Linked DNA regions of Homo sapiens: region 2 is linked to region 1. The links are chromatin loops, found by intact Hi-C in ENCODE. Cell type or tissue: A673. All regions are shown on one strand.

Region 1 (2,500 bases):
AAGACCTATAGAAGAATGTAAATACAACTAAACGTAAGTAAAGGATACAAAATAATAAGGATGACACATGCCACTTCTGGGTCCATAACTGAAGAGTTGTGGAGATTCTATGTACAAATATAAAAATGATTTACTAATTTTTTTCTTAAAATGTTGTTCTTGCCAAGAAACCTTCAAATTTTAATTTGTCCAAATTGTTCCAATTTGCCAAATCAATAATGTATAATCAGAACTTAATCCATCTACATAGTCTCAGTTCTACTTCCAATTCAAGACAAGTAACCATGAAGTTGAGAAATTACAGTACTTTCTTGACTGCCTGGAAGCCAAAAATAAAAGAAAAGTAGCAAGAATTAGTTTTTAACATCCCTTTTACAACATCAAAAAAGGTTACTTAGGGATACACACACACACACACACACACACACACACACACAAAACATTTAGATTTTATAGATGAGGCCTAATTTTGCATACATGGTCAAGTAGTTTTATAAAGTCCTGATTCATGTACTACTAATATCACCAATTTAGGAATTAATAAAACTAGTAAAATCAAAGAATATCAAAATGACTTAACTGATTAAGCCTGAAGTTTTACAGAAATATAAAATGAAATCCCTTTTAACTTTAGCAATGGAGTAGAGGTAAAATACAGTTGTAATAACTTATTTTTTAACCCTATACTATAATGTATTATATTTTACAAAAACAGTGACTGTGACACATCAGAATCTATGTAATAGTCAAATGGTTTCTAACGATCAAGAAATACACTGGGAGATGAATGTCAAGAAGCCATTACTTCCACATAAAATATTTTACCACCACGAGGCTTTGAAATGCAAAATAAATCACAGGTACTATTTCTAAATTATCTGCCATCAGAACCATCAGTCCACTGGATTCTGAACTGCAGTCACAGCTCTTCTTGGACTTTATATAATTTGACAACAGTGTACAGTTCTAAACATGTATAAATAAACAGAATATCAAAGCAGCAGAAAAAAATTGGCTTTTGTTAAGTACTAATCTAACTGTGCTTGGGATTAAAATGGCGTAATTTCTAATTCTCATGAAAATATAAGGCAAAAATTCTATTATCACTATTCAACATTTACTAAGCATGCCCTCAATGCCCATCTAACAAAAACTTTTTAGAAGATAGAAATTACATATAAAATATAAGATGCTTGAGATGCTTCCATACTACTTATTTTCAAAATAAGCCAAATTATATATGAGTGTACCCATCTACATGCTCAGTATAATGAATGTTCTATGCACGCACATGCTAACACAAAAGGTAAGAAATTCTTCAATTGACTCAGAGTTCCCCAAATATGGTATGTATGACTAACAGCTGAGAGGAAATACAACTGAAACTGTCTGCTGGAAATCCATTAAAATCTAGGCACAGAAAAATGCCTGGTTGATAGTATAGTTGGATGTGCAAATTTATGCAGGAATGTAGCCAAATCTTTGGCAATTCCCTCATGGTCTTAGATTTATTAACAATAGCCCTTTCTTTTTCAGCTGTAATGTTACATTTAAAGAACATTAGTGGAGTTGGAGGACCTGCCTGGTCTTTAAAACAAATAGACTAAAGGCTTGGGTATACAGAGTCATGGAATTTCAAATACAAACAAAAATTTGCACAAAAAAAGTATGCTCCACAAAAGCTTCCATATGCAACTCTCAAAAATCAGTACCTTAGAAAAAACAAGCATACTATTTTGCAATTCTTTCTACATTTGCCTTTGAACGTATTCATTATTTTAAAAATTTTTCTGCAAAAATGATTTGTATCATCTTCTCTGAAATGAGTGTTATTAAAAGACTTCATAGGTTAAGACATATCCTCTTAATATACTACTTCACGGATTTATTTTCAGTATTTGCTTGTTGTTAGGAGTAAATTAAGTACTTAACTCTTACAAGTCATTTAACAACCACATTTGATTCTTGTTACTCTGTACTGAGCCCCTTCTATGCTCTCAATTCTGTGGAATGTTGTATCAAAAAATGAAAGCATGGTATTTTCTTCTTCAAGAGTTTATAATTCAATATGAGTACAAGTTAAACAAACGTATTCATTCAAAGGCACAAATATTCTACAACCAGTTCTGATTAGTGTGACAATATAAAATAAAATTGTTGACCATTTTGAAGGAAAAGTTCTGTAATTTTTCAGGAGAACAATAATAAGAGGTAAAATTGACACAATACTTTGCAGTTTAAGAAATGATTCTCATTGAATTCCCTGAATCCTCAGAACACCCCATGAGACTCCATGAGTATGATTTCCCATTTTACTGATGAAGAACCTGATATCCAGAAAAGGAAAGAGACTAAACGAAATTTATGCCTAAGTAGTAGAGCAAAGATTCAAACGTAGTTCTCACAGCTAAATCAAGGCTGCCACTGGATTTATAAGTTCTTTCATAAAAGTAATCTAATTTGATCATTATGACAATTTTATTAGATAATAATAGCAGAT
Region 2 (2,500 bases), 480 kb before region 1:
CATATCAACATGTGTAGGAGAGCAGCCCTCTAAAAAAAGCTCTAAAGCTTCAGTGTGTTTAAAAGTCTGGTGTTAATCAGCCCAACATCATGCCAGAAGTAGAACGTATTTTACAAAAGCAATTGGTCTTTTAGACAGTGTGAGTCTTTTGGGAAAGGGGACAAGTCAGGATGGGAGTTGCTTTTTAATAGTACATGTTTTTTGTTCTATAGACCATTTATCTTGCCATTTCTGCAGAAAATATGTCAACTAATTCACGAATACTTGTTTTTACTATGGCTGCCAAAATATCCTAAAATTTAAATGAATTTGGAATTCAGGTGTTATAAAAAGGATTGAAAGAAAGAGAAGGAGGGTTGGAGAGAAGGCAGCTGTTGTTTCAATTCTATTAATTTTAGAGGCAAGAAAAGGCTTTTTTTCCCCATTCACAAATTGGAGCCAGTTTACTGACACTAGTGGCTTTTAAAAATCCCAAACCTATAAAGTCAGATTTCAGTCTCCAAGCCCTTAAAATAAAATTTCTTTTATTCAGTCTATCAAGCCAAACTTTTGTATGTTAAATTGTATTCTTTTTCTTTGTCCTTGTTCATGGCTAACAGATTTAATGCTACCAGTATTTTTTCCAAATGAAGAATCAGTATACTTTGCTCAATATGTTAACAAATAAAAAGATTTTTTGAGGAGTTACAACAATAAATACGATTTTACTTTTGTTTCTCACATTTTCAGAAGGGTTTTACTCCCCTGCATGTAGCAGCCAAGTATGGAAGCCTGGATGTGGCAAAACTTCTCTTGCAACGCCGTGCTGCCGCAGATTCTGCAGGGAAGGTAAAGATTTTCTATACGTTATAATTATGTAACAGTGAAGGTGATAGATTAGGAGATCTGTAAAGACATTTTTCTCACTTCTCTGAAAGGAATGTGAGAGCAACTGATGAAACTATCCCAAATAGACATGGTGGCGATGTCTTCCATGACCGTCCAGGTACATACACACTGATTCAGAAAGCATTTTGAGCTGTGCCTCAAAGTCTTGTCACAACAGCCCCAGAAAGTCTCTATATTAAGAAGAATCCCTGCAATGTTAATGTAGTATTTCTTACATAGCAGTTTAGACCTTTTTACATTGTGACCCTCAAGATCCCCTTTGCTGGTGGTATGCTCATTTTCAATTTTAGTTATGTTTTTAATATGAAAATTATTAGGGATTTGTTTATTTTCGTTCTTTTTTCTATTGACTATATTAATTCATTAACATGAATTTAATCAATATCAGTTTCCAGGCATCCTGGTAGCTTCAGGGCAGCTAACCCTAATTTATTAATGCTGAAACTTAAACACACCCTTTACAGAACGGCCTTACCCCGCTCCATGTTGCTGCTCATTATGACAACCAGAAGGTGGCGCTGCTGTTACTGGAGAAGGGTGCTTCCCCTCATGCCACTGCCAAGGTGAGGACCACAGAAAAGGATTTACAGGCATAGGGTGTAACTATCGCCTGAAAACACATGAGAATTGTCTTTTAAACACATGGTATAGTATAACTGCGACTAGTCCTAGCGATAGTAGCTTTTGGTATTGACACCCTTTTTTTTCCCTTGTATTTCTGCCAGTTGCGTCTTGAAAATCTTTTTTAAGATTTTTTAAGAGTCAGCAAATATTAAGGGGATGTGCCTATAAACCAGTAGAGATGAATCTTATTGCTAACATTCTGTGTGTTAGAGAATGAAGTCTGAATTTTGAGAACTGAGAAATAAAGTCATTAACATATTTTCTCTTCTCTCCTATAAACCAAATGCTATGATGAAAATGTCCTTTTATACTCTCATTCTTTCCGACTTCAAACTTCTATTTGTTTCTTTGTCTTTTTTTTTAATGTTTTACCTGTGTTAACTGTAGCATGGATCCCTCTAAGTCCCTAGATTCAGAGGTGGTGGGAGGATGCCTTTTTGGTGTATATCTAGCACCAAATTCCGAAACAGCTCCAACTAAGACTTGTACTTACGGACAGGGCATTTCCCACCATTCTAGTTGGCCCCTTATTACACTGAAAATATATATGAATGTCGTATAATGCATAAAGTCCTCATTGCGTCTTTCGTTCATTAATTAAGCACAGCTATTTTGAGAACACATCAGGGTTTATTTAAAAAATATTGATTGTAATGGGAAAATATTTATGCTATATTAGACAATATAATAAAAAAACTGCCACCATTTATTTGCCAAACACTATGCCGAGCACTTTACAGGCAATATCTCATAATAACCCCATGAGACTGGTATTCTAATGATCTCCGTTTTGCAGATGAGAAGGTGAGATTTAAGTAGGTTAATTTTCCAAAGTCATATGAATAATAAGTGTTAGAGCTTGTACCTGTGTTTGACCTCAGGCAGACTGACTTTAGAGCCGGTGCTCTTAACCACTAGGTCCTTTGTGCCCCAAAGCAATAGAGGGAGATTTATTCCACTTCTGTTATACAAATATATACATATATAC

What was found. A loop is a pair of places that touch in the nucleus more often than their neighbours do. Peaks named below come from ENCODE experiments on the same cell type or tissue, not always from the same donor. Only the 100,000 strongest peaks of a DNase experiment are listed, where the experiment ranks them.
Region 2: it touches region 1 in a loop (4-fold over the local background); 5 of 110 quality-filtered maps call a loop at or near these places.

What each region holds. Positions count from the first base shown.
Region 1 is chr4:113,754,772-113,757,271 of GRCh38, forward strand. The region is part of intron 2 of CAMK2D (calcium/calmodulin dependent protein kinase II delta); the gene reads right to left. Among named protein-coding and RNA genes, the nearest start is that of CAMK2D, 5.7 kb to the right of the region's middle. In A673, no CTCF peak of the experiment used is centred here; a DNase peak (open chromatin) is centred at 1,430; H3K27ac peaks cover 775 bases.
Region 2 is chr4:113,277,108-113,279,607 of GRCh38, forward strand. ANK2 (ankyrin 2) reads left to right here. Exons shown (of 46, transcript NM_001148.6): 16 at 730-828; 17 at 1,353-1,451. Among named protein-coding and RNA genes, the nearest start is that of MIR8082, 130 kb to the left of the region's middle. RefSeq lists a silencer at 1,296-1,470. In A673, a CTCF peak has its summit at 1,391 (motif pointing right); a DNase peak (open chromatin) is centred at 1,414.